Regions from separate parts of the Homo sapiens genome. Here regions 2 and 3 are each linked to region 1. The links are chromatin loops, found by intact Hi-C in ENCODE. Cell type or tissue: MCF 10A. All regions are shown on one strand. Links, peaks and the distances in the headings refer to the core of each region. The heading gives the core; the rest is flanking DNA.

Evidence for each region. A loop is a pair of places that touch in the nucleus more often than their neighbours do. Peaks named below come from ENCODE experiments on the same cell type or tissue, not always from the same donor. Only the 100,000 strongest peaks of a DNase experiment are listed, where the experiment ranks them.
Region 2: it touches region 1 in a loop (6-fold over the local background); 3 of 110 quality-filtered maps call a loop at or near these places.
Region 3: it touches region 1 in a loop (14-fold over the local background); 10 of 110 quality-filtered maps call a loop at or near these places.

The regions. Positions count from the first base shown.
Region 1 is chr5:10,139,605-10,150,057 of GRCh38, reverse strand. No RefSeq gene overlaps it. Among named protein-coding and RNA genes, the nearest start is that of ATPSCKMT, 110 kb to the left of the region's middle. RefSeq lists an enhancer at 9,435-10,068. In MCF 10A, for the core only: a CTCF peak has its summit at 3,994 (motif pointing right); a DNase peak (open chromatin) is centred at 3,957.
Region 2 is chr5:9,151,914-9,162,366 of GRCh38, reverse strand. SEMA5A (semaphorin 5A) reads left to right here. Exons shown (of 23, transcript NM_003966.3): 12 at 7,672-7,879. Among named protein-coding and RNA genes, the nearest start is that of MIR4636, 100 kb to the right of the region's middle. RefSeq lists an enhancer at 5,968-6,037. In MCF 10A, for the core only: a CTCF peak has its summit at 5,934 (motif pointing left); a DNase peak (open chromatin) is centred at 5,906.
Region 3 is chr5:9,892,767-9,903,219 of GRCh38, reverse strand. LINC02112 (long intergenic non-protein coding RNA 2112) reads left to right here. Exons shown (of 13, transcript NR_027112.2): 2 at 467-568. It also overlaps a transcript of TAS2R1 not described here. Among named protein-coding and RNA genes, the nearest start is that of LINC02112, 5.8 kb to the left of the region's middle. RefSeq lists an enhancer at 7,521-8,022. In MCF 10A, for the core only: a CTCF peak has its summit at 4,677 (motif pointing left); a DNase peak (open chromatin) is centred at 4,699.

The sequences.
Region 1 (10,453 bases), core at 920-8,919:
GCCACACCACCCGCTTATCACGCCCCTGTTTCCTGAGGACATTGTGCATTGGTGCATTTGCTTTGTTTTAAAATGTACCTGTGTTCGTTTATATCTGCTGGAAATGCCATTTCTTGCCCCCCATCCCATGGTTTGCTTGTTGAACTCATGTTCACGAAGGCTCAGTTCAGGTGGGCGGCAGCAGGTGTTCCCCGTTCTGTGTTTTCATGGTGACTGGTACGCATCAATATTCACATTGTACTTACTTGTTTTCGCGTCGGCCTAAGCACATTCTGAGCTGCTGGAGGGTAGGACCTGTGCACGACTCTACCTGGGCATGGCCCAGAGCAGTCGTTTGTAAACGTGTGAGCAAGGAGAAGGGGAAGGAAGGAAAGAACAGTGTCAAAGCTTGAGAAATGGAATGGGTGCCAGTATACCATGGGTGGGAACATTAAGAAACTTAAAGGATAACCACAATCAATGAGCTGCAGTAGCTCAGAACTTTGTGATCGACTTTTATGAGCCATAGAACTTGGCCCTGTTGCCAACAGTTTTTAGAAATACCACAGCCCTAATGCTTAAGCACATTGCTGTAATTCGACTCTCCATAAAGTGATCTTTAAATTGTGTTTTGAGGCTGGGAAGTGCACATCAGTGACACGCTTAACTGTATAGCTGCAGCCAAACTGGAATCTAGACCTATTTGTGTGCAAATACGATGCTTCAAGTTCATTACTGTTATTAGGAAATGGAAATACAGCCAGAGCAGAAATAACAGTCTATTTCCCTCTGCCTGTGCTGTGTTTTCATCAATGAGGCTTCTGAAGGACTATATGCATTTACTAACCCATTAGAATGAGCGATTTTATATCCTAATGTAAAATTAAAGGAATTTAAGGATCTGCCTAGGAGATACACTTGTTTAAACCTATATTAATGTTTCTATTGGTTATGTCGACTCTAACTAGTAACACGTTATTGGAAAGGGAAATGCCCCGGCTGTGTGTGTATTTTCTGAATCTCAATGCTATATTTTTCTGACAAGGTGTGGAGCTGAATTTCTTCTCTTCTATCCAAAATATGAGACGCCGGGTCAATTATAACTATTTTTAAATGTGAAACATATGATCAATTCTTATTTGTTTTATTAACTCATTTCCCTCCCCCCCTTTCCTCCTGATGTATATACTTGAATTCTTCCAACTTTCCTATTTGAGCCCATTCATTTCTTTTCCTAATCTCCTTCAAGCAGTATTTATTGGGGTACTCACCTGGGCTTTCCCTAGGTTGTGTGGGATCCCAGGAAAATATTCTTATATGAGGTCTCTGTCTGTAGTAATTATTTGATTAATAAATGTGTGACAAGACGTATGGGCCCATGTGGGGCATAGTGATTTATCAATAAGGATTTAGAATAATAAGTAGCATAGAGGTACTTATGTATTTACATGTTTTCCAATTGAGGCATGTGAAAGTTGTTCTCCTCCCCAGGTGCCATCTCTTTCTGTTCAGATCTAGAAACCATAGCTTCCTAGTATTTATTGCCAAAGACAACATTCCAAAACAATTCCACATGTCACCTGGTTGTTACGTTAAGGTTGTCACTCATAACCTCTTTGGCTCTTTGCAAGCTGTTTGCATTGAAATGGCATAGCTCATCTTGCCTCTGAATGTCCCCAGTCCATTTACTTAAGGCTGGTGACACCGTTACTCATGACACTGTCCCATCCCTTGTGCTGGTCGGGGACCCTGGCTTCCAGACACTCTTCGAGATGATGACTGCGTTCTGTCAATGATGACCACAAATGCAAGTCTTCCCCAGAGAAAGCAGTAAAATGTGAGTGAGAATTCATTTCTGACCATGTTAAATGTACAGATTTTATAGCATAAAGGTAGAGCAGCACATCTCCCAGCCACGTTTTCTTTTAGACACTGATTGCTGCATTCCTAGGATGTGATCTTGCTGAATGTTAATCATGAGGGGCCCAGGGTGTGGTGGGAGTGGGCTGTGGGTGCAAGAAATATCCTCCCCTCATCCTGTGGAGCTTAAGACTGACCCTAGAAAATACAACTCAAGGATTCCCACTGTATTTCCCGTTACTTCTATAAAAATGTTCATCTGGGGGCTTTTGGAGGGTGGAGGGCGAGAGGAGAGAGAGGATCAGAAAAAGTAACTAATGGGTAGAAGGCTTAATACCTGGGTGATGAAATAATCTGTACAACAAACCCATATGACACAAGTTTACCTACATAACAAATCTGCACTAATACCCCCTGAACTTATGATAAAAGTTAAAAAAAAAAAAGTCCATCTGAAGGTTTGCAGACAGCTTCTGTGTGTTATCCCAGAGATAATCCACCAGGTATTCTCAGAGATCTGGGAACCTTGAGAAATCCTGGATTGTCCAAGAACCTGATGGTTTGTAAAAATAGCATTCTGTCTGTTCCAGCCATTGTACATGTGTATATGGGACTAAATATAAGTGTTTAGTTGTTATAATTTTCTGCACCCATTTATGAAGTGTCTTGATGTTATTTTTCTTTTATAAAAATATAACAAAAAAATTAAAAACTTAGCTGGGCATGGTGGCTCACACCTGCAATCCCAGAACTTTGGGAGGCTGAGGCAGGAGGATCACTTGAGCCCAGGAGTTCAAGAACAGCAAAATAGGGAGACCCCATCTCTTAAAAAAAAGTTAGCCAGGTATAGTGTTGCTATCGGGTCCTGTGGTCCCAGCTACTCAAGAGGCCGAGGTGACGGGATCTCTTGAGCCCAGGAAGTTGAGGCTGCAGTGAGCTGTGATCATGCCACTGCCCTCTAGCCTAGGCAACAGAGCGAGATCCTGTCTCAAAAAAACAAAACCCCCAAAATAAACAACTTAAAATCAGGGAGGTTGATAGTGGGAGAGGCTGTACCTGTGTGGGGTAGGGGAATATGGGAACTCTCTCTAGTATCTGCTCAATTTTGTTGTAAACGTAAAGCTGATACAAAAAATAAAGCTTATTTAAAAGGGGTAAAACAATGTAAGAAAAAAATTGTTCTAGGTGTGATGAGTGTGATATCACCGCATCAATTGGAAATGGGAGAGGAGATCAATCCCAAAGCCCCATGGCTGCTGGTCTGGAAAGTCTTGGAAGCGGGGTGCAACACAGAGCCTGCAAAGGAGTTGGGGTAACCTCCTTGCTTGCCAGGGTTAAGGATGCTTTCCACCACCCGAGCTCCACAAGCACTGTGGCCCCGAGGTGGCCCTGTAATTAGAACAGACGGGTGAGTGCCATGCACAGACCCACACACTCGACTCTTGTCCCAGAGTCAAAAGGGGCTCTGCAGGGGCTCAGAGCCCTGAGCTTGTCCCGTGTCTGCCGTGAGCAATCCTCCCAAGTCAGCACATCAGCACCATTCCGGGAGCCCAGTATGGCACAATCCCTTGAAACCAATGTGTCCCACCCGGTGGGAGTGATCCACTGGCCAGGCTGCCCTCCTGGCTCAGGACAAGGCCCACTCCAGGGGTGTGAGTCTGGGAGCTTCTTGGGGCATCTGACTGACCCTATGTTGTGGAAGTGGCCCCTGCTCTCAGGCAATTTACATTCTTGGCTTGTCAGCAAGACTGAGAACCATAAAGTTTCTGCCTTCCTTATGAACTCTATTGAATTGGCCTTTGAGACCCAGGCCTGTACAGAAGAGGTGTTTGTCCCTCCTGATGACGGAGGAGGCCTGTGCCCCTGCCTTGGCCCCCAGATCTTTCCTCCACCAGCAAGCAAAATACAAGGAGCCAGTATCAGCACCATTGGGTCCATCCTGCGGTCTCCCCACATGCAGAGGACTCTTATCCACACAGTGAGGACCTCACTTTCCTCTGTTGCTCCTCTGGTCTTACCATCAGCACTCAGAGCTGCTCTGTACAGTTGTGCAGGTTGTGCATTGCACAATGGTGCCCATTGCCGGCAGTTACCACTCACATTACAGACATTGCGGATTTGTGTATGTTACATTTCCAGCAGATGGCAGTAAATTGCCTTGTTCTAACAAAAATCAGTAGAGTGTGATGATTTTATGATAGACGGAAGTCTTAAAGAAGAGGTGCCTTTTAGTCATTTGTAGGAAAGGGTCATAGAGGCCAGTAGTACTTTGCACTACACCTGACCACTGCGGACTTACTGCTCCGGTAGCTCTGCTGTCCAGCTTGTGGAGCCAGCTTTATTTTTCCCCAGTTAGCTTCAATCATTCATTCAAAAAATTACTGAATTACTGCTATGTGCCAAAACCCTGAGAATTTCGAAGGTTTTATAAAATAGCTTTTTAATATAGGGAGGTGACTAGTTGTCTGCTTAAAATTTGGGGGCCTCCTTCCATGATGTAGAGTGCCCCAGCCTCCCTTGCATGTGTCTAGTTCTGGCCAATGGAATGTGAAAAAGAGTGCATTGTCACCTCCAAGGCAAGTTAAGAAGTGAGTGTGTCACTCTCCTCCCCTCTTCCCCATCTTCTGGCTGGATTCGCAAGACCTGAAGGCCTGGTGAAGTCTGAGCCACAGGACCAAGGGAGCCTGGGGCCCTGAGGCCCGTCAGGACTCACTCAGCAAGGATAGGAGGTGACAATCTCAGTGGCTCATGATAACTTCATGGGCTTACTCTCTGAGGCTGATGGAGTTTGAGTTTGGGAATTGCCCTGCTGTTATACAAAGTTTTGCTTAGTGTCGTAGAAATGAGTCTGGCTTTGTTTTCCAATAGACCTAGGTTCAAGCCCTAATGTTGCCACTGATTAGCTGGGTGATCTTAGTCTTTAAGACTAAATCTCTATTTTCTCCTCTATAAAGTAATAATAATAATAATAACGGCAATCTCCCATATTTATTATGAGAATTAAGGGGCCATGATATGTGCAGAGTGCTGAGACTGCTGCTTGACACACGCAGAGCACCCAGTGAATGCTCCCAAGACCCTCAGGGCTGCAGGTTGCAGTGGTTATGGGTATGGGCCTGAATCCTACCTCTGTCTCATTGTGTAATCCTTGGAAAATTATATGTGGATTCTTCTTGGGGACTTGATTTACTCATTTGTAAAATGAGGACAGTGTTTTCCACATAAAGGTGCTGTGAGGTTGAGATTAGAGAATGAGAACACCGTCTGGTACAGAGTAAACACTCAGTGTCGTGGCTTGAACCGTGCCCCCACCCAGAAGATATGTCCACCGTCTTAGTCCATTTTCTGTTGCTGTAACTGAATAATGGAGACTGGGTAGTTTATAAAGAAAATAAATTTATTTCTTATAGTTACGGAGGCTGGGAAGTCCAAATCAGGTGGCTGCATCTGGTTGGCTTCTGGAGAGGGCCTTGGGCTGTGTCATAACATGGTGAAGGCATCACAGGGCAAGAGAGGCTCACTGAGAGCCAAACTGGCTTTTTAACAGGTTCACTCCAGTGATAACCCATTAATTCATTAACCCGTTAATGACTTGGAGCAGAGCCCTCATGATCCAATTACTTCTTTTTTTTAAATTTTATTATTATTATACTTTAAGTTTTAAGGTACATGTGCACAACGTGCAGGTTTGTTACATATGTGTACATGTACCATGTTGGTGTTACTTCTTAAAGGCCTCTCATTTTAACAATATTACATTGGGGATTAAGTTTCAACACGAGTTTTGGAGGGGGCAAACATTCAAACCATAGTATCAATGTTGCAACTTTTGGAACCTGCGAATGTGACCTAATTTGGAGAAAGGGTCTTCATAGATGTAATCAATTTAAAGATCTTGAGATGAGATCATCCTGGATTATCCAGATAGGCCCTAAGTCCAATGGCAGGCGGACTTAGAAGAGAAGACACAGACATAGACAAGAGGGCCATGTGGAGATGGAGGCAGAGATTGGGGTGATGCAGGGAGAAGCCAAGAAATACCAGGAGCTACCAGAAACTGGAAGAGGGAAGGAAGGTGTTTCCCTTAGAGCTTTTGGAGGAAGTACAGCCATCTCTACACCTTGATTTTGGACTTCTGGCCTTGAGAACTGTGGGAAACGAAATTTCTGTTTTTAAGCCACCCTTTGCTGTAATTTGTTACAGCAGCCCTAGGAAGCTGATCTACTTGGTAAATACTATCTTCTTGTCGTTATTGAAGAAATTCTCTCATGGTTACTGGAGGAGGTAAGCAGCTGTGGCTTTGGGAAGACTGGAGGTACTGAGATGGGTGGGCAGTGTTTTTGAAGTAGACTAGGGCAGGAGTTGGCAAACATTTTTCAATAAAAGGCCATTTAGTAAGTGGTTGTTTCAAGTCTGCTTTTGTAGCACGAAAGCCCAAAGGCAGCCTCAGACAATACTTAAATGACAAGATGATGGATTTGGCCTGCCCTTGGGCAGGAGTTTGCTGACCCTCAGTCCGGGGCAGCACAATTCCAGGTAGTTCACGGGCTATGCCAGTCCAAGAACTCTTTGTTACTTTCTGTGGTGAGATAAGTGCTGAAATGGAGAGTGTTTAGAAACTTTTGTAGCAACTTGATAGAGTAATTTTATATCCGTTGAAGCTAAGGGCAAAATATTTACCTGCATATGTACATTTTATGATATTTGTACATAATTATGGTGTACATGTGATATTTTGATATATGCACACAATGTGTAATGATCAAATTGGGGTATTTAGGATATTCATCACCTTGAACATGTATCATTTCTTTGTGTTGGGAACATTTCAAATCTTCTAGCTATTTTGAAATATACAATAGATTATTGTTAACTGTAGTCAATCAACTGTGCTATTGAACACGAGAACTGTATATGTATTACGGTTCTCTAGAGCGACAGATCTAACAGGATATATATATATATAGACTCATATATATATCATATATATGATATATATATAAACTCATATATATCATATATATGATATATATATAAACTCATATATATATCATATATATGATATATGTATAAACTCATATATATATCATATATATGATATATATATATATATGAGTTTATTAAGTATTAACTTACACCATCACAAGTTCCCACAATAGGCTGTCTGCAAGCTTAAGGAGATAGGAGAGCCAGTCCGAGTCTCAAAACTGAAGAACTTGGAGTTCGATGTTTGAGGACAGGAAGCATCCAGCACAGGAGAAAAATGTAGGCTGGGAGGCTAAGCTAGTCTCTCCTTTTCCCGTTTTTCTGCCTGCTTTATATTCGATGGCTGCGATTAGATGGTGCCCAGCAGACTAAGGGTGGATCTCCCTTCCTCAGACCACTGACTCAAATGTTAATCTCTTTTGGCAACACCCTCAGAGACACACCCAGGATCAATACTTTGTATCCTTCAATCCAATCAAGTTGACACTCAGTATTAACCATCACAGTATGTTTGTATCCATTAACCAACCTATCTTCCTCCCCGTGTTTCCCCACCCTCTGGTAAATATCATTCTACTCTCTGCCTCCCTAAGATCCACTTTTTTTAGCTTCCACATTGTATTAGTCCATTCGCACACTACTATGAAGAACTTCCTGAGACTGGGTAATTTATAAAAGAAAGAGGTTTCATTGACTCACAGTTCCACATGGCTTGGGGGGCCTCAGGAAACTTACAATCATGGTGGAAGGTGAAGGGGAAGCAAGGACCTTCTTCACATGGTGGCAGGAGAGAGAAACGTGTGTGAGAGTGCAGGAGAAACTACCATTTGTAAAACCATCAGAGCTCATGAGAATTCACTCAGTATCACAAGAATGGCATGGGGAAAACTGTCCCCTAATTCAATCACTTCCCATCAGGTTCCTCCCTTAACACCTGGGGTATTGCAATTCAAGATGATATTTGGTTGGGGACACACAGCTAAACCACATCACACATATAAATGAGAACATGTGATATTTGTCTTTCTGTGCCTGACTTATTTCACTTAACATAATGATCCCCAGTTCCATCCATGTTGCTACAAATGACAGGATTTTATTCTTTTTAATGGCTGAATAGTATTTCATTGTGTATACATCACATTTTCTTTATCCATTCATTTGCTGGTGGACATGCAGGTTGATTGCACATCTTGACTATTGTGAATAGTGCTGCAATAAACATTGGGGTCAGGTATCCTATCCTTTAGATATACTGATTGCCTTTCCTTTGGATAAATCCCCAGTAGTGGAATTACTGAATGGTATAGTAGTTCTATTTTCAGTTCTTAAAAATATTTTCGTTTTAAAAAGTGTATATTTTCATGGGGTACAAGTGCAGTTTTGCTACATTAATATATTGCACTGTGGCAGGTCAGGGAGCTTCACTGCGTCCGTCATTGGATATTTTAGTTTCTTGAGAAACCTCCACACTGTTTTCCACGATGGTACTAATTTACACTCCCACCAACCGTGTTTCAGAGTCCCTTTTCTCTGCATCTTTATCAGCATTTTAAATATTTTGTCTTTTTGATAACAGCCATTCTAACTGGGGTAAGATGATATCTCATTGTGGTTTTGATTTGTATTTTCCTGATGATTAGCGATATTTGGCATCTTTTCATATACCGGTTGCCGTTTTTATCTTTCTTCTGAGAAACATTTATTCAGATCCTTTGCCCACCTGTTAATGGGATTATTGGGTTTTGTTTTGCCATTGAATTGTTTGAATTGCTTGTGTATTCTGGAAATCAGCCTCTTGTTGGATAAATAGTTTGCAAATATTTTCTCCCATTCAATAAGTTGTCTCTTTACTCTGTTGAGGCGTATGTTTTGTATGTCTTTTTGCCTTTCACTATTCTAAAAATTATTTTAAATTTTATACAAGTGACAGTCTGTGGTAGATTAGAAAGCAAAACCTGGTCTTTGCCCACAGGGAGTTTGAGAAGCTTTGGCGTGTACAGGACCCTCTCTGTCCTTGCAAGAAGGTGTTGCTTACCCACAGGGAGCCATGAAAAACCAGGGAGCCTGGCAGGACCCAGCCCCTTGGACAGCCCAGGAGGTGAGAAGGATGTTCTCTGCAATGCTTCTGGCCTGGGGGCTTGAGGTGGCCTGGTTTGGACTGGACATCGAGGCGCTGTACAAGAAGCCTGGCTGAGGCTGGTCGTGCACACCAACGGGGTGTGTTGTTGACCTGAATCCACCATGCAAAGCAGGGCAGATGTTTGGCTGTTGACCAGCCCAGGGCTCCTTGAACCTGAAGGGTGGGGCCTGGTGGTGTATTTGGGAGGCTTGGGTCTCCTTGCCTGGCTGCTGTTGGCCCCCTTCCAGGCCTTCCCTGCACACATGGGAGGAGGCTGTGGGAGGCTCTGTGGAATCCGTGCTGCCCTGTGCTTCAGCTGTTTGTTCTAGTCTCCTTCACAGACAGTGGCTCCCCAGCTCAGGGACACTGCATGCCTGATCATCCTGGGGGCTGGGCCTGTGCCTGGCTCACAGCAGGTGCTCAATACATGTTTACTGAGGAACAACTGGACACATGGATCTTTTCCTTTCAGGTCATGTGCCCTCTGGTGGTGTGTAGGGCAAGGAGTCCTGCGGAAGGCAGGACCTCTGAGATGCCCTGAACACTGGGCCCCAGGGCCAGGGCACACAGGGCAGACCTGCTGCTGTGCACAGGGGAGGCTGCCAGGCCCTGGGGGCACCACATACCCATCATCTTTGTCCTGCATGGGCTTGGGGCTGGAAGTGCCCCTCAGAGAGAAGACAGGGACTCAGGGCTCACTGGACAGAGAGTGCAGGCATGCATAGAGTGACCTTCCCGTAGGGCCAGGGGTCAGGGGAGGCTGTGTGGCATGGTCACTGCCTTTGTCTGCTTGAGCTTCTGTCTCTGACTGAGTGGCCTAAACAATAAACACCTATCTCACAGCTCTGCAGGCTGGAAGTTCGAGATCAGGGTGCCAGCAGGGCTGGGGCCCTCTTCCTGGCTGCAGATCGCTGCCTTCTGACTGTGTCCTCACATGGTGGAAGGAGACTGAGAGAGCTTTCCGGGATCCCTTCTATAAGGGCACTAATCTCAATCATGAGGAGTCCACCTGCATGACCTAATCACCTCCCCACAGCCTACCCCCAAATACCATCACCTTGGGGGCAAGGAGTTCAACACGTGAGTTTTGAGGGGACACAAGCATTCCATCCATAGCAGCTGTCTAGAGGAACCAGCTTAGCCAACCAACTTTCATAATTTACTGGGGAATGCTCACACTTCAACAAAGCAAATGTTCTGAGAGAGAAGGGCCTAAACAAGGCTAGACTGTATCTGTCTATCTATCTATCTATCTATCTATCTATCTATCTATCTATCTATCTATCATCTATCTATTTATTGTAGAGATGGGGGTCTCACTATGTTGCCCAGGCTAGTCTCCAACTCCTGACCTTAAGCCATCCTCCCACCTTGGCCTCCCAAAGTGTTGGGATTACAGGTGGGAGCCCACCACTTCTGGCCCAAGGCTAGAATTTTGAAGAGTTATAAATTCTAGAGGGAAGATGAGCTGTGCTGGCTTTTAGGACAGCTGAGTGACTGCTCGCT
Region 2 (10,453 bases), core at 1,286-9,285, 990 kb after region 1:
ATGCTATATACCTTTGCTTGCTTTTCCTTGTTAGCTTAATTTAGGAATAAATACATCTGATTTCCCCTGTGATTTGCACTTGCTTTAATATGTGGATTATTCAGGCTCTGGATGATGGAAAATCATGTTGGCCGCAGTGTTTCTGTTTGGGAGGTCAGTCAGGGTTATTCATAAAAGAGACACAGAAGCTATACTCCAAAGAAAAGTAGGAACTAACTTGACTTCTTGGTAGATAGAAAACTCTACAAAGCAAACAGATGAAAAACAGAAATAACCTTTTCTAATGGTCGTGATTGCTTTCTGTCCATCAATAAGTTTCTGAAATGAACTACCTACATGGCATTCACTCCCACAGGGCATCTGCCACTGCCTGTGAGCTGTGTGCCAGCAAGTGATAGCAGGTGTCCAGGTAAGGATTTAGAGACCAGGTTCCATTCTCATGGCCACATTTACTGGCCGTGTAGCTGTGAGCTGTCACTTCACCTTGGTGAACCTCCATCATCTTACTTGAAAGAGGAGGCAATTGACCTGGTGCAGGGATTTTTAAACACTTATAGAGAAGGACCTCTATATTTGAAAAATAGGGCAAGGTTCAATATGTGAAATGCAGAAAACTGAAGCTCATGATGTTGTGGGTTTGGACTTGTCTCTTGTTTGCGTGTAGCCAGGAGTACCTGGCTCTCCAGAGCAGCACCAGGACACCCCTGTACATCCTCAGGCAGTCCCGTACATTAGCCACAGCCTGCTGAAATGTGTCTCTGGCCAGCTGAAATGTGGTTAGTATGAACTGAAATGGACTATAAGTATAAAATACACTTGGATTTCACTTCATATAAAAGATCCAAATATTTTATATTGATTACATATGATATATCACATAATTTTTTTGGAAACCTTGGGTTAAGTAAAATATATAATTAAAATTTATTCACCTGTTTCCTTTTTTCCATTTTAAATGTGGCATCTAGAAAAATTTAAATTACTTTTGTGGAGTCTGATGTGTCACCATTGGACAGTGCTAGTCTAGATAAACCCTTTCGGTTCCTACCTCCTAAACCTCAGTGCTTGAGGGTTTTTGTGGGGATCCTAATTGCTATTGCTGCTTCCCCAGTTCCCGCGTTCAGGTCACTGCGTTCCCATGAAATGCATTAGGAATTTATCCTGGTAGCTTTACTTACTGCCACATTCTGCTCTAAGAACAGTATTTCATTCAAACTCCCATTAAAAAAAAAAAATTCCCCACTAAAAAACACATTTCTCTTTCCAGTTATTCTTCCCACAGTGTACTTAGTAACTTATTTGTTCCAGGACATGAACACGTTTTCCTGTGGGATGGGGACTGGGAATATAAGATTCAGTGTTTCATGGGTCATTTCTTGTGGCTGGAATTCTTTGGGGGTAATTTCTTTTTGTCCTTTTCAAGTTACACTCCTGTCTTTTGATAAGCATTGTGTAAACATTTCTTCTCCAGTAGTCATGTTTCCAATGGAATCTACTACTGTTTTGTGTGACAGTGTGCAAACTTTACCTTTGTAAACTATTTTCATTTATGACCTTTGCTTTTTCTTTTGGTCATTTTCCTAATGACTCAGATTGTAGAGGTTGAAGGGACCATCTCTGTCATTATGGTAATCCAGTTTTACCTCTGCATTTTATACCTGACATCAGGTTTACTCCTGGTCTTCTTTGACTGCATTGGTCACCAGCAAAAAATATATATATATTAAGAATTGTTTAGACCTACAATGTAGTGATCTGTGCCGAGGAGGGTTCTCTTCTTCTCATTGGCAGGCATGCCACTGAAGCCCTTTGCTTGTTCGAGAGTTGGTCTGGTGACAGCATGTTATGTGGTCCTTGTTTCTTTAGGAAATCATCCTTTTATCTTATTCTCAGAAACACCAACATTTAATTATACACATAACTTCTACTCATCTATAGTTATGTGAACTTTTCTTTGCATGTTACTCTCTTTAAACAGTTGGTTTAAGGGAGCAGGAAGGTCCTTCACTGTTTGCCCAAGGATGCTCGAGTCCACCTTGTATGTACAGAGGGAGGGGGTCATTGAGGCCAGAAGAACATATTGCCTTCTGACACAGATGTGCCTCTGCTTGTCCTTGAGATGGATGACAGACAAAGTCTTCCAATGGAGGAGAATGCTGACTTTTCTTTCTTTATTTCTTCTTAACAACAACAATAGCAAAACAGGATACATATGCAGAATGTGCAGATTTGTTACATAGGTATATGTGTGCCATGGTGGTTTGTTGCACCTATTGACCTGTCTTCTAAGTTCTTTCCCCTTACTCCCCTTCCCCCAACAGGCCCTGGTGTGTGTTGTCCCCCTCTCTGTGTCCATGTGTTCTCAATGTTCAACTCCCACTTAAGAGTGAGAACATGCGGTGTTTGGTTTTCTGTTCCTGTGTTAGCTTGCTGAGGATGATGTCTTCCAGCTTCATCTATGTCCCTGAAAAGGACGTGATCTTATTGCTTTTTATGGCTGCGTAGTATTCCATGGTGTATATGTACCACATTTTCTTTATCCAGTCTATCATTAATGGGCATTTGGGTTGGTTCCATGTCTTTGCTATTATAAATAGTGCTGCAATAAACATATGTGTGCGTGTGGCTTTATAGTAGAATGATTTATTTTCCTTTGAGTATATACCCATTAATGGGATTGCTGGGTCAAATGGTATTTCTGGTTCTAGATCCTTGAAGAATCATCATACTGTCTTCCACAATGGTTGAACTGTTTACATTTTCACCAGCAGTGTAAAAGCATTCCTATTTCTTCACAGCTTCACCAGCATCTGTTGTTTCTGGACTTTTTAATAATCATTCTGACTGGCATGAGATGGTATCTCATTTTGGTTTCGATTTGCACTTCTCTGATGATCAATGATATTGAGCTTTTTTCAGCATTCATTAGAATACTGACTTTCTTTTCATTGCCCTCCAGTTGGCTAAGTTCTATGACTTCTAGAAGAGCGGATAGAAAAAAAGGACAATGCAATCAAAGCACAACTACCTCTTCCCCTGTTTCAGTCTGTATCCTCAGTAATAGCCTTATAATTAATGTTCACTGTGGAGTCCATTGTTATAATCCTTTATTTCATTCATCAACATTGAAGTGAAAAGGCATTTCATGTCTAACCAGTTCATAGAAAATATGTATCAGTTCTGTTCTCTAAAACTCAATATCGTCACCTATAAAGTAGGAATATGTTGCTACATATATCCAACATATCTTCACTAGCTTGCCAAGATGATCAAAGGAGATGTGATGTAATAGGGCTGCCATATATAGCAAATATAAATACAGGCTGCACACTTAAATTTGAATTTCAGATAAATCATGAATAATATTGAATAGTGCATACTAATACTAAAATATTATTCATGTTTATCTGAAATTCAAATTGGCAGCCTGTATTTAATCTGGTAACCCTAGAATATAACATCCCTTCTCTTCTGCTAAGATGAGACAAATATGTAGTGAAGTATAATATTTAATGATGTTTTCATGTAATTACAAGTATTTGTGTCTTTTGAATAATAACCATATCAACACTAATGGATATTTAAAGTCTTGAAGTAGCTCTGTCCCTTTCATGATGAGTATCTATAGTTTTCTATTTGAGAGAGAAACTATAAATAGATGACACTCAGATTTGTGTCCATAGCATAATGAGTAGGGGACATTTTCACAAATGGCAAATACTATGAGAGTTTGCACTGAAGCAGTGTCCATTCTGAGCATCCTCTGGTCAGCACTGATTCTGCAGCTCCACCTCACATTGTCGTCTCTCCTTGGGAAGGGGAACTGAAATGGACAGGAAATGCCTATTTTTTTTTTTTTTTTACTTGTTGATCTCTGAATGTTAAAGAATGATTAAGAAGATTTTACATATTTCTGGCACTTTTTTTCATGCAAATAACTTTGGTTAGAGTATTAAATTTCAGAAGTATAGAAGTTTTGTATGGCTTTATTTCTTGTGGCAAATTTTCGGAGTTAATATTTTCTTGGATGAAACCAATTCTTCATTCATATTTAGTTTATGACATCTTGGGTTGAAATCTTTCCATATTGGTGAAATTCATGTTTGTTGTTTCACCTTCACACTGACTAATATCATAACTCCTGCTAGAGATTATAATGGGAAAAATATTAATCAGCGCTCTTTAGCAAATGTGGGAGTAATAATGACATTCTCATTCCAGGCTGGCTACACTTCTTTCCCTCACTCATTTGTTCAGTCTTTCAGCAGAATATATTCATGAAACATCTAATCTCTACTGGCCCTAATAGCAGCCACTACACATACATCATATGACACAACTGACATAGTTCTTTTCCCTATGGAGCCTAAGATCAAGTGTAAAAACCACAAAACAAGTAAGTTAGTAACTAAAACCATGGTAAATGTTGTAAAGTAAAAACAGCAACCAAATACAAATAGCTTTGCAAGATCCACCAGGGTCCTGCTATTGTCCTCCTATGTCAAATAGAAATCTATGGGGTTTTTCGGGGTGTCTCTTCTATAGGGCCATCTCTGTCTTTCTGCCACTGAAAGAAAATAACATTGTCATTTGTCACCTCAGGCAAAGGAGCTGCATGTCCAGGGTATGCCACAATCACAGGCTCTTGGGCTGCAAGTGCTTCCTGGTGGCCGTTGCCAGAGCACAGAGAGGCACAGGCAAGGATGGAGGCATGAAGGAGCATGGGGCCACCATGTGCATGCCTGGAGCCTGCCTCTAGATGCAGTGAGATGTGGGTGACAGAGGTGTAGAGGAAGCTGCAGGAGTGGCAGGGATGACAGGGGCGGGTGGACGAGAACTAGGTGAGCTGTGGGTGACAGGGAAGGAGAGGTCCCATCATCGGCCCTGGGATTATGGTGCTGCTGTCCCTTAGACAAGGTCACAGGAGGTGGGACATGCTGGTAGGCCACATGGAGAGTCAGGGAGGCCTGTCAAGTTTCTGGTGTCTCCAGTCCCTAACGGTTGAGTTGCAGATACAGAGCCAACATTCAGCTTTGAAGACAGATCCCGGCTTTGAAGACAGACCCTAGGGTAATCATGAGGACAGGGGATGAGAAGGCTGTGACCAAACATGTGAGCATGCAGGAGTTCAGAACAAGGGCAGGGCACAGGCAGGGGAAGGAAGAGCTTCAAGGAGACAGGAAGGGTCTTTGTGTGCTAAACCTGATGCAGAGGGAAGGGGGAACTGTGGAGGGGACTCGTCACATGACTAGACACTCCAGGGAGTGAAGGATGCACGGTCATCCATTGTGGACCAGCATGCAAGCCCACGCTGAGCACTTTGCTCTGAAATGCTAAGCCCTGTAGTTTTGTTAGTTCCCACTAGTTGGAAAATCAGATACAAGGTATGCAGAAATATGCAGTAAAAGTTTATGATCAAAGATGGCTCACTCTTTTAAGTCAAACTATCACAGATCTTTAAAAATTTGATTCTTTCCACAATTACTTAAGAATTTGAAATACATATGAGCATATTGACATTTGGACTGTTGTTAATTTGGGCAGGTTTCTCAGAATCATAATCCTTCAACAAAATAAATAATAAACAGCAATGAGTCTTTGTTAAATTCTCAGATAGGCTATAGTTCTGTAAACTCTGTTTCCCATGCCACTCTAGGCTGGTGAACAACTAGTGTGACGCTGGTCACAGCACAGTGATCCTCCAGCTGGATCCTGACTCTAGGCAGGCCACCCACCCCTGAACTTCTATGAAAGCTCCTGTTTCACCCAGGGGTCTCTCACATAAGTTCTCCCATGAGCCTTGCTTCCCCTGCCTCCCTCCTAACATGTGTCTCAGATGATGTCCTCTTGTGTAATGATGTCGCAAAGGCAGCCACAGGCTCTATGCCCATCACTGCTCCACAGGAAGGCTGACACCTCCCTCTGCTGGTGCCTCATGGGGACCTCCTTGCAGGGCCTGTGGCTGACACATGTGAGCTGATGTCACCTTCCCTGAAGCCCCCATCTTGTCCCTGTTAGTTCCTTGGTGCTGTGTAAGTTTATTGACTCTTCGCTGTACCCCAGGCAGAGAGACCTAAGAATCATTGAGGCTGAATTTTCCAACAAGCTTATGAACTGTGATGTCCAAGTCAAAATTAATTTGAATTATAGAATTAAGACATAAATTTTTTCTTACATGCTTACATCTGTGAACTGTGAATTTGCTAAAATGTCTGCCTCTCTACGCCACAGCTGCCCCTTTCTCTTCCCTCTCTCGTTCTCTCTTTTGTCCTCACCCTTTTACATGAACACAAATACATGCTCTTTCCTCAAGATCATTTTAAAATCTTCCCCGCATATAGCATACTTCAGTGTATGATTGACCTTTTTAAAAAGTAGCATATTTAACCAGTTAGCTTAAAATGAAAGCAAGCAATTGTTTGCCAATACTGTCTACATGATTTTTCAGTCAGTGTATAATCAGAAAATGCTCACTGGAGATGTTTCAGATATGCTTTTTAAAGTAAATTCAGGCTAAAACATGTCTGCTTATGTATTTTTTTAAACACAAATAGCCTCCATCTCTATGGCTTTCATAGAGAGAGAAAAATGTAAAGTATTTTATCCAAGGTCTTTTGCAATGAATTGCTTGATAGGAGGCCTTGAAGTCAAATATTCTTGACTACTTCTGGTTTTAGAATAACTCCTTAAACTCATTTTCTGTGTTTGCAAAATAAGAACCATGATGTTTTGAAACTCGGGATCATGGAAGGTTTTATTCAGTCAGGGCCTTCAGGATGATTCCAGGTACTTGAGTGGATCTCTAAGCGGCTTCCAGAAGGCTGGATTTCATGCCTGGGATTTGCAGGGTGTCAGCAAGGAGTTGCGGGGTGCAGCACAGGGTACCTGGGAGAGCAATGTTCGTTTCAACTGTGTGTCCCCCTAAGCTGGGAAGGCTGCATGGCTCAGGGGCCGCTCACCCTCCAGCAGTGCTAGCAGTCAAGCAGATAAATAAGTGCACAGAAACACCCAGGGAGCAAGAAGCCTGGAGCGGGGAGGGCTTGGATCAGGCCAGAAATTAATACTCAGAAGCACAAGAAAGAAAGTTTGGAGGAGTTGAGCCCAAGAAAATCATCCCAAAGAGCAAGCACTAGGAGGAAAGAAGGAGCTAATGTAGACAGAGGAGAGAGGGAGATGGAGGAGGGTGTACTTCTCGTGGCAGGAAGGAGGAGGGGGCATCACAGTCGTACTGGATATTTGAAGCTGCCAATCACATTGCATTTTCCTTGCCCTGCTGGGCACCAAAATCAGCATCTCTGTCACTAAGAATCCAAGATCGTCCCTTGAGGGTCTTTCTTTCCTGATGTTTTCCATGGGATGGCACAAAGCTTGCTACTTTGAGCTCTCCATCCCGAGACTTGGAACTGGAAGGGTCCAATCGGACATGATTAGTCCTCATCCCTTGCTACATGAGAGCATCATTTTAAAAGATACTGCTGCCTGGGCCCCACATCCAGTGCAGCTGACCTAACTGGTCTGCAGTGGTGTCCAGGTGTACTGTTTTTGAAGGATGCTCAGATGGCTTTCCTGGCTGAAGATCCATGGCTGCATACACAGCACACTCTGTTTAACCAGGGATTGGTTTGTGAGACCCTCTGACCTTGTTTCCTTTTCATCCTGTGACCTTCATAGATTACGGAACCATTAAGAAAGTGCGGGTACCCCTGAATCAGACCTCAAGCAGCTGTTTGCTGGAAGAGATTGAGCTCTTCCCTGAGAGGCGGAGGGAGCCCATCAGGAGCCTGCAGATCCTGCACAGCCAGAGTGTCCTGTTCGTGGGCCTGCGGGAGCACGTGGTCAAGATCCCCCTGAAGAGGTGCCAGTTCTACCGCACACGCAGGTAGGGCATCTCCGGGGTCAGGATGCACTGGTGTGTGTGTGAAGGGCCCACCCAGAGAGAGCCAGGGAGGCTTCAGATGCCCTGAAGTTGAATGGCCTCAGAGCCACCCTTCATGCCTCTGAGAGTCCTGTGCTCTAGGATGCAGAGCTTTCATTAAAATAGATTCACTGTGATGAGAATAACCCACCAGTTCTCCTCAGAGGAGGAGCCACGTTATAATACCTGTAAGAAGTTGTCAGGGTTAAAATAAATTATTCAGTGCCTTAGAACACTCAGTGGTAATACTGATATTTGATGACTGTATTAATATGTTAATCTGGCACAAGCTTATATATATGTATATATATATACACACACACACATACATACATACACACACATACACACACACACATATATATATATATATATATATATATATATATTTTTTTTTTTTTTTTTTGAGACACAGTCTCACTCTGTCACCCAGGCTAGAGTACAATGGTGAGACCTCAGCTCACTGCAACCTCTGGCTGCCAGGTTCAAGTGATTCTCGTGCCTCAGCCTCCCAAGTAGCTGGGAATACAGATGTGTGCCATCATGCCTGGCTAATTTTGGTATTTTTAGTAGAGACAGGGTTTCACCATGTTGGCCAGGCTGGTCTTGAACTCCTGACCTCAAGTGATCTGTCCACCTCTGCCTCCCAAAGTCCTGGGATTACAGGCTTGAGCTACTGCACCTGGCCTCAAGCTTGTATTTTATTTGAATATAGAAATAACAAAAAATATTATAAGGTATACGTCCTTCTCGACCACAGCTCATATGCTGATAACCCCTTGAGAAGAAGGAGTGGTTGATGTTGCTGCAGTGGCACCCACTTTCCGGGACACCCCCCCCTCCCCCGCCACTGTCCTTGGCACCAGCTCCCCTGGAGTGCTGCTTCTCTCCTGAGCCTGCAGAGAGGGTAGGGAGGGAGGTCTCCAGCCACAGGGAAACCCAAGAGTCATTGCATCTTCCTTCACCCTCAGGCCAGTCTTATCTTCCGTGGGACATCCACGATCAACCACAGTTGTGTTTAAAGTTTAATTTGGAAACATGTTGGCCCAGGTACTTAGGAAATGAAAAAGTACTGTATACATCACACACCTGACCAGCACTTTACTCCGGGAGATTGTATATACACTCTGATCCCTGACAAAAGATCGCCCTTGGGGAAATCAGAATCTTAAATGTTCTTAGGCATCTTGTTTAATTCCACTCCTAAAGCAGGGTGTAATTGCAGATTTGGAGTAGAAATAGTCCTTTTTGATATATCACTCACAGACATCTACCCTACACAGGCCACTCTCTCTCTAAACAAGGTGCCAAGTTACACTGGCTTTGGAACTCAGAAGCTAGGGTTCATGGAACAGACCTGTTGTTGCCTTTTTTTTTTTTTTCTGAAATGGAGTCTTGCTCTGTAACCCAGGCTGGAGTGCAGTGGTGTGATCTCGGCTCACTGCAATCTCCACCTCCTGGGTTCAAGCGATTCTCTTTCCTCAGCCTCCTGAGTAGCTGAAATTACATGTGCCAGCATGCCCAGCTAATTTTTGTATTTTTAGTAGAGACAGGGTTTCACCATGTTGGCCAGGCTGGTCCCGAATTCCTGACCTTGAGTGATCCACCTGCCTCTGTCTCCCAAAGTGCTGGGATTACAGGCGTGTGCCACTGCGCCCAGCCCTGTTGTTGCTGTTTCTTGACCCAGGTCGCAAAAGTATTTCAGAATTCACTTTGTCACTCAACACATGTGAATTGCTGTAGACTCAAATAGGATAATATATAGAGTATAAAATTTAAGCACTCTGCAAAGTGAGTATTCTTAGGTGGAAGGAAGGTTTTGATGTGTAATCACAGCAATAAGCCTGTCAAGATGATTCTAGAAAATGAAGTCTTTAATGTCTCCTTTGAAATGAGAGAGAGAGTTGAGGAATAATGCCAGGAACCTCCCAGCTAATCATAATGATATTGTGAACATTAATAACAGCTAGTGGTATTTATTAACTGCCATTCTTATATATGCTTACTTCCTAAATTTAACCACTGGCTGCTTGAAATGTGTTCTGGTTTGTGTTCCCTGCAGAACTAGCCTAGGGAAGGAATTATTCTTCCTCCAGTTGCTGTTGGTTCAGTGGGTAACAGGATTGGGGTCTGGCCAACAGGATGTCATAGCTGGAATATATCTAGAAGGACACCAGTCTTTCAACTCCAGCTCAGTGAAGGATGACCTTTTTGGAGGGTGACACGGGATAACCCACAGGAAGCCGCAGGCCTGTGCTGTCTGCAGGGTGATTCTGGTGCCAGAATGGGAGTGCATGGCTTACAGAGCATGAGGCAATTCATCTTTTACAGGTTGCTCTCCTTCCTTGAGTCTGGGTCATAATCGCTCAGCCTCTTGTACACGCAACTTAGGAACTAAGTTCTGCATCAGATCAGTGATGAGAGGCACAGTGTCCCTGGCATCTCTCATGCACCTGAACTGCCAGCCCACTTGTGGATCCACAGGAGCTGGTGCTCCAGGCACAGAGGCCTGGGGAGGAGTTCACTGTTCCCTCTTTC
Region 3 (10,453 bases), core at 723-8,722, 250 kb after region 1:
AGGTGGGGATGGTTAATGTGTACAAAAAAATGGATGAATAATACCTACTGTTTGATAGCAGAACAAGGTGGCTATAGTCAATAGTAACTCAACTGTACATTTTAAAATAACCTGAGTGTACTTGGATTGTTTGTAACTCAAAGGATAAATGCTTGAGGGGACGGATGACCCATTATTCATGATGTGCTTATTTCACATTGCATGCCTGTATCAAAACATCTCATGTACACCAGAAATATATACACTTACTACATACTCACACATTTTTTTTTAAAAAAGAATTATCTGATATATTTCAAAATGGTTACTTTTCCCTTCTACCTGCTGAAGACACGAGTGATTTTTTCTCCGATAGCCACCGTGAGAACCTGGTTAAGCTCCATGAGATTAAAATTTTCAAAGGTGGTGAGGGGTATGGGGAGGTGGGGACTGATCACTGTATTGATCTGTAGTTTTTAACTTTCAGACCTGTCCACGCTGAGTTTATAGCAACTGTCAATTACGGTTCAGATTTTCCTACCCCAGCGTGACTTTCCAAAGAGGCTTCTGCTCATGGATTTCTGCTCCAGTAAGTTGTGATTTTTAGTATCTGCCTGTCTCTCCAGTTTGTGGGGCAGAAGTTTGCCCTGTGACCTCACCTCTATGATGGATCTAAGAAGAATTTTTGATGTTTCCATTTGTTTAGCTTTTGACTTGTTGTTAAGGTGGAGTGGTGACTTCCAAGCTCCTTATATGCTGGACCAGAAATTGAAAGCCAAATTTTAGAAGAAATTATCTCATGGGTTGCTGGCCAGCCAAATGACAGCCATGGCTGGGTTAAATTTGGGGGTGTTATGTGCTCTACAGGGATTCTGCTTCCAGGATCTGGGGAGACAGCAGCCCTCTGGGAAGAACCAAAAGCACAGTAACATTCTAGAACATGTCCACAGTGTGGTAGTTGACCCACTCAGTTCATGTATGCCTCAATAGCATACTGTTAAATTATAAACTTATGAATAAGAAATTTGTAATAAAGATTTTATAACCTCACAGGTCTTTAGTAAGGCTAAATAGTAGAGCATGGTATTCAATGACACACTATGTTTAAGAGCTATACAGCTATAATAGGGGATAAAAGACTGGCTTACCCCAGGTGTCAACTGTAATATCTTGGCATGCTTTGCCCGTGATATCTGAGGGACAGACGTAACATCAAAGAGTAATGGAAGATTAACAGGAGTAGCATCTTGCAGTCCAGCGAGTCCACTACTCTGAGATCCTTTCAGTTCAGTCCTGCTAGGCTGGACGTGGGAGGATGATAAACAGGCTGGTGCTGAAGCAGCTATTCATGGTTAGTTAAAGCAAAAACACATGGGTGGAGTAAGTGAAGGACAATTTATTATATGGGGCATTTGCCGAAGCTATTTTTCTAGCATAGGTGTGCTTTCTTTTTCTCCGGAAAATAAATAGAACAATCTGACTTCCAGTCTTCTTGCCTGTCTCCGGCCTGGATCCACATCGCTTCATGCTTGCGCAGTTGAAATTATTTTCCCACAGAGTGCCTTACTTTCTGTCTTTTCCCCTTCCAATTCATTCTTCTTACTGCAGGAAGATTTATCCCCTAAAATACCCTGCTTATGATGTACACTTCCTTTTACAAAGCTTTCAAAGGCCCCTATTATACCCAGAGCAAAGTGTAAACTCAGTCAGTATTCTAGAGCTTCTACATTCAGACTACAATTCTTTCAATATTTTTTTCTTATTGTTTCCTGGCTTCTACTGTCCCCTCTGGCCACATTGTTTTCCAGAAGAATGAACGCCCCTGTGCATACCTAAACTTTTGGCCATGCCCTCTTTTCTAGGCTGATGGTTTTCTCTCAGCCCAAACAGGTTCTCTGGTAGCTTAGTCTCACCAGAGTCGCTTTCTGTAAGAAGTCTTATTTCATCTTTACTTTGTCCCCTACAATCTCTAGCAATTCCTTTTTTCTGCTGCTACATCATCTCTAGACTGTGACATTCATTTGTATTGAGCTGTTTGCCACCTTTCACAGCCATTTGTTCTGGTGTTTAAGTCAAGTTCAGGATCAAAGCTCCTGGAGAGATGCCTACCCTTCTCTGTGGTCTTCTCAGGGTCCAACCCAGGGCCCTAATGGGAGGCACTAGTACCTATTTACTGAGTGAGTGAAGGGTACAAAGCAAAGCAGCTGCGAATCTGAGCCAAGGTATTGTGTCCTCCGAGGACGACTAGTGCAAACAGAGACACGCTTCTCAGACAGGGTCTGTTCCTGATCAACTGCTCTGTTGCGGCTGAATGCAACCAGCATTATTCTTCCCCACGCAAATTAAATCCGTTTGAGCAGGAGGCCGAGGCGGGCGGATCACGAGGTCAGGAGATCGAGACCATCCTGCCTAACACGGTGAAACCCCGTCTCTACTAAAAATACAAAAAAAAATTAGCCGGGCATGGTGGCAGGTGCCTGTAGTCCCAGCTGCTCGGGAGGCTGAGGCAGGAGAATGGCATGAACCCGGGACGCGGAGCTTGCAGTGAGCCGAGATCACGCCACTGCACTCCAGCCTGGGCGACAGAGCCAGACTCCGTCTAAAAAAAAAAAAAAAAAAAAACCATTTGAGCAAGTGTATCTTAGACTATAGAGTGATATCCTATACATAATGAAACATATAACTCTGGCTTGTGTAAATCGACTGTACTCTGCCCCACTGGCGGGATGTTTCTGTGTTTAAGCTTTCTTGAATGCAGTGCTGCATTTGATACTGAAACAAAATGAAATCTTTTCTTGTATTTTCAAGCATGAACATTTAATCCATAAGAGAAGAAATTCAGTAAGTTAATGAATATAGGGTAAAATATTAAATCTTACTGGTGGCTGAAATCATGCAAATTTTAGTAGCTAACATCTGTGGAAAGGATAGTGTTTGTCAGAGGTGGTTCTAAGAACATGTCATGAATTAACTAATCAAATCATCACCATGATGCTGTTGAAATGGCCTCATTATCATTATAATCTCCATTTGATCAATGAGGATCTGATGGGTGGTAAGTTGTGAAGCTTGTGTATAAAACTAAGACATTTAGTTTCAGAGAGAGAACATATCTGTACCCAGTATACAATTCTGCCTCTCTGAATTCTGCCTACTTCTGTCTTGCATGACTGCCCTTATGAAACTAAACATTTCCTTACCATATGACCAAGCGAATGCACTTTTGGGCATTTATCTTAGAGAAATGGAGACTTATCTTCACTCCAAATATTGTATGATTCAGCTTTATTTGTAATAGAAAAAAACTGGGAACAACCAAATCGATTGATTCATTTGGGGACCGGACCACAGGCTGGGAACCACCTTCTAATGATGTAATCACCAACTGGACTCCATTGGGACATCTCAACTTTGTTGCTCAAATAGAGGTTCTGTAAGATTATAAGGCAATTATGTGTCTTTTCTAGACCATTAAGCAGGGAGAAAAAAAGCACTTTAAAGAGGGCACTGTTTTCATATCTATTTACATAGAGTCTAGTTTTTGTCTTCTTGTGAGAGGCTGCTTATTTGAAATTTTCACCTTTAGCTATTTTTTTTTTTTTTTTAGACAGAGTCTTGCTCTGTTGCCCAGGCTGGAGTGCAGTGGCGCGATCTGGGCTTACTGCAACCTCCACCTCCCGGGTTCAAGCAATTCTTCTGCCTCAGCCTCCCGAGTAGCTGGGATTACAGGCACCTGCCACCACACCCAGCTAATTTTTGTATTTTTAGTAGAGATGGGGTTTCACCATATTGGTTAGGCTGGTCTTGAACTCCTGACCTCAGGTGATCTGCCCACCTCAGCTTCCCAAAGTGCTGGGATTATAGGTATGAGCTACCACACTCGGCCACCTTTAGCTATTTTGCTGTCTTGTGTTCAAATTGAGAGGGAAAGAAGTTCCCCTTGGTATACTATTTCAGAAAACTTGGGCTGTATAAGAGAGAGTGGAATGGAGAAATGAAGACAGTAGTCACTCCTGTCCCTCTGAACTCCTCTGGTGGTCATACATCCTGAGTGCCGACTCCATCCTTAAGCTCATACTGTTGTCTGTCTATAATTTTCCTCTAAAATATTTTAGTATAGATGGTGTAAAATATTTATATGTGTGGGCTAGTTTCACTCTATGTCCTAAGGGTGGTTAGTTGGCATTTATAGTGTCCAAAAGAGAAATACACATTCCAATGGTAGGCACGGTTAGCATTTTAAAGATAGCCAACAAGAATTCGCAGTTCCATGTCCACTTCCCGTCTTCAACGACCTCCATCTGTAAATGTCTGCACTAGATAATTGTTAATTAGCATGAGGATTATTGCAGATAAGTTTTATTGAAAGAAATGGGTGGTGCGCATGATCGTTGGAATATTGTGGGTTGGTTAATCCCTGTCCAGGCCCCTCTGCCTGTCTGTGGACAGGGGTGCAGGAATCTGGAGGGCCCAGCTGCTACATGTTCTCCTTTAGAGTATTGCCCTTCATCTAGGGCTCTCTGTTGTTTTGCTTCCTGCCTCTTAATTGGGAATTCTGTGTCCTGATCATGCAAGGGACTTGAGGAGTTTCTAAGTGGCCAAGACCTGGGACCTTGCAGAGTTTCTAGGAACAGATTGTTTCATGACTGCTTGCCAAGAAACATTGATTTCTGTGGCAGAATTCTGTCTGTAACCTGCTTTCATGGTGATGTGCCATCTGGTGGTGGCAAAGCCATGTGCGAGAGGCCTCAGTGTTCTTTCTCATAACTAGAGGCCAGCAGGAATAGGCCTAGCTTAGGGAAGGTCTCAAAACCACGTACACACGGCTTCTACCTCGTCCCTCTCTCTTAAAGAATTTCCTCTGATCTTGGAGCCAGGAGATGAGGAGGCTTTGTGAGGATAAGATTAGATTATTGTGCCATAAAATTGGAAGTACTTTAAAATCTGGGCCCCTTTGTATTTGGGAATTCTGTACTTCCTACTCAGTAATTTACTGTCACATTTTCCCCACTGATAATAGGAGGAGACACACTTAAGGATGTATATTTTTCAAAGATGGTTATTTTGGAGCTTAAACAGTGTTAGATTATCGTGAACAATTATTAGGCAAGGAAAATTAGCCCACTTAATTAACCTAAGATATGTATTAATAGTTTAAAGCTTAGTCATTAGGAACACAAGGATGCGTTGGGAACAGTAACAGTCTTACTTAGAATTCCGAAGTGAGTCCCCGTGTCATTAGAAAATACATTGTTATGAAATTCGGAGGATTAATTAAAGTTAAAATTTGAGGGACTGTATTGAAGATGCGTCCTTGGCTCATGTTTCCTCTTTAAGTGTTGTGTTTATATATCAATCTAAAACAGAAAATGTGTTCTTTAATCTGCAGGCTCTTAGTAATTTTATCTTTCTCTTCAGATAAATTGTTTGGTTGCTTTCATCATCTTCCTAGTACATTTTGAACTGCTTAGTCTACCAAAGTAGAAGAATCATGCTTAATAAAACCAAATGACTTCTTCTTTCAAATGTTAATTCAGCAAAAAGAAAAAAGAAAGAACCCTCCCAAGAATGGGAATGTATGATCTCATAAAAGTTGTCTTTAGGCAAAGATATAATACATGCCTACTTTGTCATTTCAGGAAAGTTATTGAAGTCAAAAACAGCCAGTGCCTAAGTTCTGGGTATAGACGTGCGGTTAGCCTAAACTTACACACACAGTAGTGGATTGTTAACTTGAACACACCAGTTGCAAATCTAGGTGTTTTTGTTTGTTTTTTGTTTTTTTGTTTTTTGAGATGGAGTCTTGCTCTGTCACCCAGACTGGAGTGCAGCGGCGTGATCTCGGCTCACTGCAACCTCTGCCTCCTGGGTTCAAGTGATTCTCCTGCCTCAGACTCCCGAGTAGCTGGGATTACAGGCATGCGCCACCACGCCCAGCTAATTTTTGTATTTTTAGTAGAGACGGGGTTTCACCATATTGGCCAGGCTGGTCTGGAACTCCTGACCTTGTGATCTACCCACCTTGGCCTCCCAAAGTGCTGGGATTATAGGCATGAGCCACCGTGCCCAGCCATATCTAGCTGTTATTTTGTTTTGTTTTGTTTTAAGAAAACCTCATGTTACATCCCTTTAAATAATTAGCTGGAGGAAAAGTTAAGATCATCCTTAGTCTTCTGGGTAAGTAGCCATTTTTCCTGGTGCCCTAGAAATTACATAACACAGATGTTTTCATGGTAAAATGCTTGAGTGCAGAGGCTAAGAGACTTGCCTCTCTGAACCATCGACATTCATTCTCTTCTCCTGGATGACTTCTTGGGGATCGGAGCCAAATTGTTGTCTCCCTTCTTAGCCCCAAAGTTGTCATGCACACAGTAGATGCAGAAGCAGTGGGTGCATTTAGCAAGTCCTGCTGTGTTCATGGGATTGGATTTATTGCTTGGGGAGATACAAAATAATTAACTAGTGTGGCAAATGAGGTCCTTGCCTTGCAAGGACTTAGAATATAGGCATGAAGTGTTAAGACCTAAACAACATTGCCAAACAGGCATGGCAAAGTGGATAAAGTCTAGCGTGATTTCTTTAGCCCTTGTTTTTGGGGCACAAAGTAAAGCCATTAGGTGAGGAATACTTTCCATAGAAAGTGTTCTTCAAGTGGAAATGATCTTCAAGTGGCTGAACCCTGAGGGAGGTCTAGAATTTGGGTCGGCGGTTTGGGTCGGCGGTTAGAGAAGGGAGGACAAGTAACAGAGACAAGGCTCGCAGAGCTTCAGCCCGTCTGGAGAATAATGATGGATACGTTTTCTAAACTGACCTAAACCAATTAGGTTCTTTTTGGTATAAAATGTAGCCTCCAAAAAATGAAAGGTGGCTGAGGTTTAGCCATTCTCCTGTAACCTCAAATGCCAGTTTAAAGAAAGCCAGTCCCAAACCAAATTCTGCTACCCATATGGACATTTACTAAACAAATACTATTAGCAAAAGACACGAGAGATAATCCAACCAGTTCTGTAAGATTCGTGAAGTCCCAGTTCTCTGTGTTTTGTGGTCACCCTCTGATAGGCAGAAACCTCTCACCTTGGTGGCTAGACCCAAGTTGCCTGGGGAGGCGGGGAAGCTAACAGGTCTCTCAGGATCCATATACCTTGTATAAGGGTTGGGGTAACTCTAAAATATTTTCACCAATACCCATATCTTGGATAGCTTTAATTTCACACTAAGAAGCTAGTTATAACATTCATCATAGAAATTTTAGAGGCCACTATTTTCACCAGTAAAGACCCATCCCTAACCCTGGATGTGCTAATAATCACAGTACAGGTTGGAGGTTGAAATTCAGATGCGTTCATATCAGCTTTACAAAGCAATGGCTTCTTGACTGTAACTCCATCAGATTACAGCTGGACTCTCTGTTTCTTATTAGGGCAACTGATGCCTCTAGAATTATAATTTCAGTGGAAAGGCACACACAGAATATTGCACTGTCTGTGATAAAATATTTTTGAGAGCATTGTAGACAGTGTGATTTAAGATTGGTGGGCTGGGGCAGATCTGTTGATAGAGTGCCCAGAAGGGCAGACTGCATATATTGGATTTGTAACAGAACAGATCTCTGATGGTTATTGTCCGCTTCTAGAGTTTAGGCAGAAAAGGATAAGAAAAGAAAAAAGAAAGACCTCTCTGTTGACCATTGCACTGATTCAAAAGGAAGCCTCGCCTCTGCAGGCTTTTTGAGGCAGCGCTATTCCAGTAATCAGCAGACTGCCTGCTGCCCGGCTCAGCCACAGTGATTGCATATGGCTGTGGCTGCTACATCACTACAGGGGGTGGTATTGACTTTCAAAGGCAATGGCGGTCCCTTCATCTGTGCCATTTCCTCTGAAACAGAAGTTATTTTCTCTCACAACTGTGCATCATATTTGTAATAGCTTATTGATCAAAGCCAGGTCCACTTTCAAAGCAGGAAGAAACCAGGTGTCTCCTCCTCATGTGTTGGCTTTCCATCAGAAGGCACTGGTTTTGCAGTCCCAGCTCTTCTGCAGAAGCCATACTGCCTTAATCCCTTCCTTCTCCCCCATCACCCCCCTTCACACACACGCAGTGACATGTGCTTAGGCATGAGAAAGCCGAGGCCTTTGGTATAAGGTAGAGAGTGAGCTGAACTTGCTGCACTGGGCTACTCAGACAGTTCTTTGTCAGTTGCAGCTATACTTGTTCATCAGGAAGCCTCCCTACCACCACATGGTCTTCTCCAGTTATGTTAGATGTGTATGTGTACCACTTTCTGGCATTCATGTTTTAAATTTTAGAGAAATGCTAAACCTCATCCAGAAAGCCTGAAAACCTCATTCTCACTATGCTGGGTAGAAGTTGGTATAAGGCAACCTTTGCTTTGTATCTTGGCCAAAAATTTACCAACTGAACCACACAAAGAAACCTGCTGTGAAGTGGTTTCACCTGCAAAGGGGCCCCATGGCCTTGGGGCTGATGACCTCATTTTAGGAGTCTCCAATGTCTATAAATCTGTTTATAGCCTTCCTTAGCATCTCTAGGTGACCAGGATAGAACTAACTTACTGTATTAGTTTGCTAGCGCTGTCATAACAAATTACTACAGACTGGATGGCTTAAATAACAGCAATTTATTTTCATGTAGTTCTGGAAGCTGGAAGTCCAAGATCAAGGTGTCTGCAGGTTTGGTTTTTTCTGAGGCCTTCCTCCAGGGTTTGCAGATGGCTGGCCTCTCGCCATGTCCTCCCACGGTATTTCCTCTGTGTGTGTGTGTGTGTCTCCCTGCTGCCTCTGTTTGTGTGTCCAAATTTCCTCTTCTGTTTTTTTTTGTTTTTGTTTTTGAGACAGAGTCTCACGGCTGGAGTACAATGGCGTGATCTTGGCTCACTGCAACCTCCACTTCCCAGGTTCAAGCGATTCTCCTGCCTCAGCCTCCCGAGTAGCTGGGATTACAGGCACACACCACCACGGCTGGCTAATTTTTTGTATTTTTAGTAGAGACGGGGTTTCGTCATGTTGGCCAGGCTGGTCTCAAACTACTGACCTCAAGTGATCCACCCGCCTCGGCTTCCCAAAGTACAGGGATTACAGGCGTGAGCCACCACGTCTGGCCAATTTCCTCCTCTTAAAAGGACACAAATCAGATTGGATTGGGGCCCATGGGAAAGACCTCATTTTAACTTAATTACCTCTTTAAAGACCTCATGTCCAAACACAGTTACATTCTGAGGTACTGGGGGTTAGGACTTTAACAGATGAACTTTCGTAGGGTCAACATATATTCACTTTTTATCATATTTCCAAGTTCCCTAAAAGCCTAAAGGCCATGTTAGGTACTGTGTTTTGGCAGCAGTTCTCACACCCATCCAATCTTTGACCACCTGAGCAGTCTTTAAAGGTAGATTCATGGGACCTTCCTCCTTTTTCCTCCCACAGAGTCTTATTCAGTAGACAGATCACAAGAATCTATGTTGTTTCTGCAAAGTAGACCAGCCCCTCAGGATAGATGTACAAAAGTGAACAGGTATTTGCATAGAAGTCCTTCTCTCTGAGGGGAGAGGGGGGATAGGGAACTGAAGTAGAAGGAGATTACGTTGTTGTAATACACTTTTGCTGTTGGAATTTTTTTTATTACAAGTATGTATTACTTTTTCAGTAAAAAAGGCATTTACTAACTTAAAAAAAATTTTGAAGTGGACCGTTTGACCAGCCCAATTAGAAAACACAGTTGAATGAGTGCTGTCATCCCTTGGGCTCTAGGTACTTCTCATTTAAGACCAACAACCATCTGAGCGAAGAAGTCGGAGATAGGAGTCTGGGCTGGGCTTTGGAATGAGGCAGAACAGACTGAAAGACTCATGGACAGAAGCACAGGTGGCCCAGGTGATATACAAGATAATGGACAAAAGAAAACATGGACTAGAAAGCCCGGCCACGGGAGGTGGAGGTTGCACTGAGCCAAGATCACACCACTGCACTCCAGCCTGGGCATCTGAGACTCTGTCTCCAAAAAAAAAAAAAAAAAGCTGGGGCAACCAAGACATCACCCAGATATTTGTAGGGGAAGAAGGAAGAAGGCTGGACTTGCAAAGATTCCCTGAGCCCTTCTCTCTGGTTGCATGTAAGAATTATTGGGGGAACCTTAAAAATATTGCTGCCAGGACCCTATCCCAGAAAGCTGGAGTGACTTGGTTTTGGTAGCGGTGCAGTCATTGGTAGTTTATAAAGCTTCCAGGGGTTCTTTTGTGGGACATGTGGCTTTGTCTGGTGCATGATCAGTGGTCAGATCTGCCCTGCACTCTCCTGAGAGTGACCACAAGGGCAAATGAATGCAGGGATACTTGGTCTGTGAAAAGATAAGGGAATAGAAATGGGCTTGTGTCTCTTGAAGAAGGGCTGCTTTTTTGTTTTTTTGTTTGTTTTGAGTGTAATACTCTTGTACTTGACTCATAGCCTGCTTCTTCTAT